2 separate regions of the Homo sapiens genome follow, and region 2 is linked to region 1. Evidence: chromatin loops called from intact Hi-C (ENCODE). Cell type or tissue: endothelial cell of umbilical vein. All regions are shown on one strand.

Evidence for each region. Hi-C counts contacts between places; a loop is a spot of excess contacts. Peaks named below come from ENCODE experiments on the same cell type or tissue, not always from the same donor. Only the 100,000 strongest peaks of a DNase experiment are listed, where the experiment ranks them.
Region 2: a loop joins it to region 1, with 5 times the contacts of the local background. A loop is called at or near these places in 2 of 110 quality-filtered maps.

The regions. Positions count from the first base shown.
Region 1 is chr4:16,792,881-16,797,880 of GRCh38, forward strand. All of the region lies in intron 1 of LDB2 (LIM domain binding 2), which reads right to left. Among named protein-coding and RNA genes, the nearest start is that of LDB2, 100 kb to the right of the region's middle. In endothelial cell of umbilical vein, a CTCF peak has its summit at 2,171 (motif pointing right); a DNase peak (open chromatin) is centred at 2,151.
Region 2 is chr4:16,855,465-16,860,464 of GRCh38, forward strand. The region is part of intron 1 of LDB2 (LIM domain binding 2); the gene reads right to left. Among named protein-coding and RNA genes, the nearest start is that of LDB2, 41 kb to the right of the region's middle. In endothelial cell of umbilical vein, no CTCF peak of the experiment used is centred here; DNase peaks (open chromatin) are centred at 3,057 and 3,757; H3K27ac peaks cover 3,398 bases.

The DNA of each region.
Region 1 (5,000 bases):
AGAAATAAACATCAATTTGGGGGTTCAAATCCCAGCTCTGCTCCATTCTTGCTGTGTGATGTTGAGCAAGTTCAACAATCCCAAGCCCTCTTCAAACCCAAAAGAAAAGGAGCAGGGCCCCAAAGAAATGGACCCCCTTGGTTGGAGTATATTGTACAGGATTTCAGGTTATATAAGTAGAGGTTGAAGGTGGCTATTTTCTTTGTACAGCTTAAACGTTTGATTTTCCAAATCAGGAAACTTCATTTCTAAGTGTGCTAAATAGAATCTATAGGCTTCCTTCAGCTGACAAAAGGGAAGCAGCTGAAAATTGGTATACGCGTTGCCTTTAATTCAAGCTTTTGTGCCCTTTTTTTGGTCCTTATCGTTTAGGAGATTATATGCAGCTCCTGACCCCCAGGGAGAGAACAGCATCAAAGCACCCTCTAACCAGGGCAGAATGAGGCTGGTGACCTGAATTTTCTGGCTTCTGTGGGTTTATGTCTAATCTCCAGTGTTCCTTCAGGTGGTATTTTGTGCTTAATTATACTTAAAGGTTTGGAGGGTTCCATAGGTGGAATTCCATCTGAAGCCCAAACCGTCAAACCATCAGCTCCCAGGTTGCCATTTGAAGCTTCTTATTTTTAATCGTGCAGGTCTTTACCCAAGATGTGTTTTTTCTCATGTTAAAGGGTTTTTGTCTTTTAAGCAGCCATTTATACATACAAAAAGCAGTGTTTTGTTCAGGAATAAAATCACCTGAATAAATCTAAATCTGTCATGTAAATATTTCACCAATTATTACTAAGGGCTTTTTAATGATTCCTCTTTGTAACCTCTCCCTGCAGTCTAAGTCACTCCACTGGGGTAGGAAATATAAAACCCAAAATGTATTTGGAGCACAGCTGTATAGAACATCAATCTGAACCATGATGTGGTAAGAACCATAAGTGAACATGAAAGTTAAGAGGGACCAGAATGTAATGAGACAGGCAGGCTCTATCCCCATTTTACAGATATTGAAACTGAGGCCTTGGAAAACTACATGGGGTTATTGGTGCAATTAAAGCACTTATCTGGGACCTGCAGCTCCTTTCCTACCCCTCTCGGTAATGTCTTAGATTTACCAGCTAAAGGTCATTAAGCCATACTGCCTCTTTCAGTTAGTATTACATATTCAAAATCTGTTTGCATCCTTCCAGGGGAAGGGCCGTGCCCAAAGGGGACAGCACTGCTCTCTCTTATCAAAACAGGGCCTTCTTGGAGCTTACTAACGACCTTAAAGCCCACAACAAGCAGCTCAAATATATGGGTTAGGCAGCATGGGGCTGACACCCTGGGGCAGAGCTGAGATGATTTGGTTTACACCCCCTAAAATGCCAGGCTATATTCTATATCCTGAAGGTGCCTTAGTTGACAGGAGGTGGAAGTCAGGGGGTATCTTGGCTAAGGGAACAGGTGGCTAAAAGAAACCATGTAATGATATTAGGATGACCACCTCAAGATGACTGCAGCTCCTCCTCAGCTATCACTGTACCTTCAATCTGTGCAACAGATCTCTATGAAAAATGCACGTCTCATCTTCTTATACCTTCCCTGTCCTTGCTTTCATGATGCAGGCCAAGGGTTCTGAGTTCCAGAGTGGATGACCTAGGCTGGAGCTCTGGCTTTGTTATTGAGCTGTGTGACTTTGGGTCTGTTACTCACCTTCTCTGTACCTCAATCTCTTCATTTTTCAAATGTAAATAATAGAAGTATTTATCCCATGGGGTTAATAGCATCAATAATAAATTGATACATTTAAAGAGCATAACACACTAAATATTCAATGATGTTACCTATTATTAGGTTGATGCTTATGAACACTCAACCATTTGTTGTTTACATAAATGACAATTTTGGATGGGGTTCAACCTATTATTAAAGTTCTCAGCCTTACTGAAGCTTCATCTTTCCTTTTTGATTTAACTTAAGCATCACCTGCTCCTGGAAGCCTTTCCTGATGTTCAGTCTGAGTTCATTCCCACATACAATCATGTGTTCATTTACTCAACCTGACAGTATTGAGCACTCATGGCCACGTGCCAGGCAGTGGAAATTAAACAGTGAGCGAAAATCCAGGCAGGAAAGACACAACCTAGTAGACAATCAATAGAATCAGTGCCTCTCTAGGCCAGTAGAGGGCGCTAGGAGCGGGGAAGACATGCTTGAAAATAGGATCTCGATGGAGAGCCTGAGTTGAGGACAGGGAAATCTTCCCGGAGCACATAACCTTTACCCAAGACTGGCAGAAAGAGTAGGAATTGGTCAGATGAAGAGGAGAAGATTCTTCCAGAAACACCTGGACCTTGCTGTGAAGAGAGAGCCTGGGGAAGAGAAGCATGTCAGATGTGGCTGCAGAAAGAGAGCCTGTGGTGGAGACGGCAGTTAAAGAGTCCATATTACAGAGACCCAATCATAAAAGGCCTTGTAAGTCACCAAAAGAAATCTGGGCACAATCTAAGGATGCGCTCACTGCCAGGAACGTGCAAGTGCAAGGTTGCATCTGAGCAAGCCCTTCCTAACATTTGTCCTGAGGTGTCTTGCTGGTCTCCCTCTAGTCCTAGTCCTGCTGGGCTTTATCTTGAGGTCAACAGGAAACCCTTGAAGGGTTTCCAAAGGAGAGAGATACTTCCTTAACAGCATTTGAGGTGGTTCACTCTAGCTCACCTTGGGTAATGCACCAGAGAGAGGAAAGAGGAAGGCAGAAAGACAGGCAGTTATTCAGGCATGAACAATACCATGAATGGAGGCCTTTATCTCCAGCAAATCACTTATGACACTGATCTGTAATTTGTTTGTCTTTCACTAGACTCCGAATCCCTTGAGAATGAGGACTCAGGAGTCTCCCCCACCACCTTAACCTGTAGGACCAGTACATAATAGATAGTCGCTAAACGGTACCTATTATAATTGTAGCTACTGTTACTAATACTTTCTATTGTTAAAATTGAGATAGACAAATGCTATTGCTATAGTCCCACTTAGCAAATTGGATCCCATGGAATATTAACCTTCTGAGGTGTGTTAACCAATGTTTGGGGTACTGAGAGGGAAGGAGGTCCCCGAAGTCAAAGAAATTTGGGAAACATTTGCTTATAAACATTAAATGAGCCGGCGCGGTGGTTCACGCCTATAATCCCAGCACTTTGGGAGGCTGAGGTGGGCAGATCTCTTGAGTCCAGGAGTGTGAGACCAGTCTGGGCAACATGGTGAAATCCCATCTCTACAAAAAAAAAATTAGCCCGTCATGGTGGTGTCGTGTGGTCCTAGCTACTGGGGAGGTTAAGGTGGGAGGATTCCTTGGGCCAAGAAGACGAAGGTTGCAGTGAGCCAAGATCGTGCCCCTGCACTCCAGCCTGGGCAACAAAGTGAGCACTCTGTCTCAAACAAAACAAAACAAAACATTAAATGGCATTAGTATACACACATATGTTTCTAAACTCTCACTGCTGAGAGAGTCTGAAAGCAACAACACCTCAGTAGCAATGAGTGACCAAAAGTGGAAAAATTTGAATAACAAGATAAATAACATAGTACTGGATTATAACTCAATGTACAATACTGACATCCATGAATCCATGCTGATATACATACATGGTTGAATAAATAAATGGAAGAGATGAGACACATTTCCCATGCAGAAGAATCACAAGTGATTTATGTAGACACCCCCCTTGCAAGGAGATGGAGCCTCCCTACCCCTTAAGCTTGGGCTTGGGCTTAGTGACTTCCTTCCAAAGAGTATGGTAAGGAAACATGAAAAAAGAGTAATCATGTGGTGGAGAAACCTGACAAATACTAAGTCAGCCAGGTGATCAAGCTTAACATCGTCACTAATAAGCCATGTTGGTAACATGTGCCTTTCATAGGATGTGATGAGAATGGCACTGTACTTTGGTAGTCTTTGTCCCCAAAACCCATCACCCCTGTCTAATCATGAGAAGAACAGCAGACACGCCCAAAGGGAGGGACATTCTGCCAAATACCTAACCAGCACTTCTTAAAACATTCATGGTTAACAAACATAAGAAAAGTCTGAGAAATTGTTCCAAGCAAAAAGACCCTATAGAGACATGATGACCAAATGCAACGTGGTATTGTGCAGGGAAGCCTGAAAATATTATGAAAAAACTGAAGAAATCTGAATAAAGTGTGGAGTTTAGCTAATAATACAGTGGTTCCTTGGTATATGCAGAGAATTGGTTTCAGGACCCCTGCATTGACCAAAATCCTCAAGTCCTGCAGTCAACCCTGAGGAACCACATAGACGAAAAGGTCAGCCCGCCCTGTATGAGGGCTTTTCATCTCACACATGCGTATTTTTGATCCGCCTTTGGCTGAAAAAAATGCAGGTGTAAGTAAACCCATGCAGTTCAAACCCATTGTTCAAGGGTCAACTGTAATGTATTAATATTGGTTCATTAGTTTTGACAAACTAAGGATCATACTAAGATCAGACTAAGATCATACTAACGTAAGATCTTGACAGCTGGGGAAAATGGGCACAGCATACATGAGAATTCTCTCTACCGTCATTGCAATTCTTATGTAAATCTAAAAGCATTCTAAAGTAAAAAGTCTACTTAAAAAAAATAAATGATGTCTTTACTATCTGACTTCTCAAATGCTTTAATATGCTGAGACATTTTGAGTATTCCCAAATTAATATGACTAAAGAACTGAATAGCTGTTACATTCTCGGGTCCTAGGGTTCTCTAGAATAGTTAGGAATGATAATAATAATAGCTAACATTTATTAGAGAGGCTCTGAGCTTCGTGGTTAATAACTTTATCCCGTGAGCCAGACTCCCTGCTCACCTATGACCATCACTACTTAAGAGCTGTATAATCAAGGCTGGGCATGGTGGCTCTCCCCTGTAATCCCAGCATTTTAGGAGGCCGAGGTGAGCGGATCACAAGGTCAGGAGTTTGAGACCAGCCTGGCCAACATGGTGAAACCCTGTCTCTACTAAAAATAC
Region 2 (5,000 bases), 63 kb after region 1:
GTTGCAAGCTCAACTAATGGCTTATTTTGTGCAATACCATTTTAGTTGAAAAGCAACTCACAAATTATAGTTATTCAGATGTATATTTGGCAGATATTTTCTCAAAAATGAACAAAGTGAGCCAATCACATCGAGGAAGACAATTCACAGTATTTATTGTCAATGACAAACTTTGAGCTTTCTTGAAAAAAATAAAGGTTAGGAAAGTTATATCTGCCTATGTGAGTGTGACAGCTTCTTAACACTTAAAGCCTTTTCTGATGAGACTGATGATGATATTAATGAGTGTGATTTTTTTATTGTTGTTGCATAATGAAATGTGTCAAATTTGGAAGATACGCAAAACTAAGTGAACTAATATTTTCCAAATAACCAATGCATGTTATTATAAATTCATGAGTGGGTAAAATATCCATTCAAAGTGCAAGATGGACTAATGGATTTTAATATTACAGAGCATGAAAAGTCCACTGCTATGGTTTCAGATTCCACACTAAAGCTAACACTTAAGAAAATACCACTTACAGAGTTTGGATGTAGCAACAAAGAATATTTATATTTATCTCAAGAGATTTCCAGAGTATTCCTTTCTTTTCCAATCCCAAATCTATGTGAGGCCAATTTTCTTCAAACGAAACAAATCAGCGGAGTGAATGCAGAAACTAATATGAAAATCCATCCACCCTTTATTAAACAAATATTAAAGAGACTTGCAAACCTTTGAAACAATGCCGAAACAAAACTTTGGAGTGCTCAAAATTTTTAAAGAGTGTCAGATGAGCTTGAGATCAAAATCTTTGATATTCCTGGTCAGGGAAATGGAAGTTAAATTTAGATAACATTTTATATTCATCAGCTTGACTAAAATTTTCAAAATTAATAATATCAAGTGTTAGCAAGAGTAGACAGAAGTGGATATTCTCATACTCTGAATCCTAAAGGGAATGTAAATCGGTAAAGTCACTTTTAAGTACAATCAAGCTGTGTCCATTACAGAGGTTAGCCAACTTTTTCAACAAAAACCACGCGGTAAATATCAATATCTTTGATTTTGCAGGTCAAAGTTTTAACTACTCAACTCTGCCACTGCAACACAATAGCATCCATAGAGGGTATGTAAATGGATGGGCATAGCTGTGTTACAATAAAACTTTATTTATATTTAAAATGTGTATGTTCTGTAACTCTGTAATTCTACCCTTAAGTACTTACTCTAAAGAAATGCTCACACCTATATAATGTTTAATAGACTTTGGGCACCGTTCTAATCATTACTACCAATTTAATCCTCACAACAGCCCTATGAGATAAATACTATTGGTTTCTTTATTTTATAGAGGAAGAAATTGAGTCCAGCGTGGTTAAGTCACTTGTCCAAAGTTATACAGCTAATGCATGTCATTGTAGCATTATTTTGTACAGCAAAATTATAGAAGTAACCTAAATGTTCAGAGACATTAAATATTATATTTGATCTGGTTTGTGTCTTTCCTTATACAGATTCCTCAAAATTAAGTAGTTTCCTGCCTTTATTTCTTGCTATTCAAATTTTCTGAAGTAGACTTGAAGTCCCACTTTCTTCTTAGAGCTTTTGTTGACCATGCAAGCCCATCATGACCCCGTTACTAATTCTCATAGAACATTCTCTCTGGAGCTTATGGAATACCCATGGAGTTTATGTCCTCAATGATAATATGTTGTCAGGTGGCAGCAGGGGCAGGTCGAGGGAAGCCCTTTGTTTCTTTGACATGTCTCTGTCCCTTGGTAGACCAATAGTTCCTCAAGGATTGGGAATGAATGGAATCTTACGTGCCCTTTTTATTCCTCACTGTCTGTGGCCATCTCTACCACCTCCACTTCTACTACTCACATCCAAGCCACCATCCTTGCTAGTCTGAACTGAAAAAGTCTCCAGACGGATAGCCCTGCTTCCATTCTTGCCTACCTACCATACATGATCTTCATAGCATCCAGGGTGAGCATTACACAAAGTTTAATTCAGATCAAAAGCTCAACTCAGAAGCCTCCTGTGGCTTCCCACTGGACAAAATCACAAGTGTTCACCACAGCCTTCAAAGCCTGGCTTCCTTTAATCCAACCTCCTGTCCCCGGACTGCCCTGGCTCACTCTGCTCCGAGCACAAAGAGGTCTTTGCCATTTCCCATGACACGCTGAGACCCTCCTGCTGCATGGCCTTGGCAGTGGCTCTTCCCTTTGCCTGGATGCTCTTCCTCGAAATGTTGGCAAGCCTCATTCTCTCACTTTATGAAGGTCTCTGCTCAAAGGTACCCTCAGCAGTGAGGCTTTCTCTGACTACCCTGTCTAAACAAGCAAACCTCCCGACCCAACTTCTTTACTCTCTTTTCCCTTACTCAGTGTTAGGCTCTTCATATCACATACCAGAACGCAGTACATCTTGTGTTCATGTTTATTTGTTTACCGTCCCTCCCTCCCTCCCCTCAGCCCAACCTAAAATAATGCCTGGGACTTGGTTGTTCAATAAATATATTGACTGAATGAGCCTCAGTTTCCTCACTTCTAAAATGGCAATAATACTGTCCCTCACAAGATTGATATTAATAATAATTACTGATTATTTGATTATTAAAATACAGCAAGTAATGCCTGCTATATTGCTAAATTCTTTGCCTGCGTTATCTCACACAATTCTAGTAACAACCCAGTGAGATAGATAAGATCATTATTCCCCACTTTACAGATGAGGAAACTGAGGCATAGAAAGGATGAGTCACTTCCCAGGTTCACAGCTGTGCCAATAATACTCAAAGCAAGGAGTTGCTCCTAGAGCTAAGTAGAATAAAGAATGGGCAGGCATGGTGAAAGCATAGAGCGCTTTATAAATGCAAGGAATTCCTGTTTACATTATTGCTCCAAGGAGGGCTTCATGCATGATGCAAGAATTCCCCCTGCAACTAGACGAGCCAGTGGTTGGGCTTCCAGAGAACTGGGTCTCAGTGAGTCACTGTGACTAAGAGGGACCGTTCAGGTGAAAAGAAGACTTTTCCCCCACAACAAACTTTTCTTAAACGCTGCTTGGGAAGGGTGTTTGCTAAGTCCATTTTCTGATCAGATAACAGTTTGACACTAATTCTTCTATTTTCAGCTGGCACCAGACCCGGTCCTCGACTTTATCACCCATCGGTTATCTGTGTCGCCTGAAGGAACTCCGGGTAAGGTACAGGAAAAAGGTGGGGGTATTGTTGGAGCTTCCTGCTGGCCAGTACACTGGCCTATTGTTGGATTTATTTTTTTAAACTATCACATCACAATTATTTCGGCAACATCCTTTTTCCATCCTGGACCTGATACAATATTTATTGAACTATACAAACTGCGTCAATACACAATTCTTTCCGTATCGTTGCCCAAGTTCTTTACGATATCTTTTAAAAAATTAATATCCATTAAAATATTTTGCTAATTGACACATGATCAGCCAACTCTCCATGCTTCAAATTAAGACTTTTTTAAAATAAAGAGTCTTCAGATAGAACTTTGCTCAACTGCTACATTTTTAAAAAACAAATGACAACAAAATGACATTTCTTGAGATTACTAAGTGCCAGGCACTATACTATGCTTCATTTTGTTAAAGCACTACCACCACTCCACAACAGTTAATATTCCCATTTTACAGATAAGGAAACTGAGCTAAGAAACGTGGTATAATCACACTACCAATAAGTCATGAATGCTTACTCTGATCCCTGGGAGTCCTACTCCAGATCTCTGACTACGTTCCAAAAAAAGAAAAAGAAAAATGACTTGTCCTTGAATCATTTTGCTGCTTTAACTTGTGTTCAGCTGAATTCTGTAAGTAGTGAATATACAGAGCTAGGCCCCCATCACCATCAAGGCTGGTGGTATGCCCTGGTGTTTCAATCACGTGCACCTTAATAAGAGCCATTTGACTAGCTATTAAACCGCATTTTGAAAGCCATAACAGTATGGCAATACTGAAGCTGCTACAATACCCCATTTCTGTTTTCCCCTCCTAATTACATCTATTGGATTATAGGAGCAAACCTTCACAACCAAATCAGCATCTTGAGACCTGCTCTTTGCATCCTCATTAGGTGTGCATTACTTTTCCCTACAACTATGCTTTCGGATTCTTTAACTGTGGTGTGACCAGAATCATTGACTCAGAGACTCAGTACAGAGAACTTGTAAAGCTGGGAGGGGCCATCTTTGTTTTATTGTAAATAGGATGCCCAAAGAGGAAGATGACTTTTCAAGGGCCACACAATCACAGTACCAGAGGGGTTACTGAAAAGAAAAAGAAGCAATGTTCATTGACAATCTGCTATGTGCCAGACACATTTCGTAATGAAATAACAGCAGTGATACAGATAATTATAAAAAGTGACATATATTGAACGTTTAAAATTTGTCAGGCACTATGCAAAACGCTTAATGTGAATTTTTTCAAGTCGTTAATCTTCTCCAATTTAGAGACAAGTACTATTATTACTCCTGTTGGACAGATGAGAAAACCTCTCAGAAAACCATGCCAGTCATGGAGATAGAATTCAAAGACCCAAAACTACCCAGCAACATGGCCCTGGCTTTATTTCAAACATGGGAAAATGCACTCAAAGTGCAGCCCTAACCTGGCCAAAAGAGTATCTTCCTAACTATGGATTTCTGCTGAGACAAACATGGAAGAAGACGGATGGATTTGGGTAGCCAGGGAAATAATGTTACCTGCCAGTCCCACTGGCTCTTTTCATAATGCGCAATTTATCTGCACTTTCCTGTACCATTTAAATACTAATGAGACCTTTAAGAAATGCACCATAAATGCATTTTCAGCCTAATAATTCAGAAACTTTGATCTTTCAGGTAAAAGGAGCACCACTGTCACACAGACACACACACATACACACACACCCACAAAGTGGTCCTGTATCAGAGCAGATGTGCAATCTTCTCAGGTTATCTCTGTGTTAAACCCACAGGTCTCTATCTCGCTGATT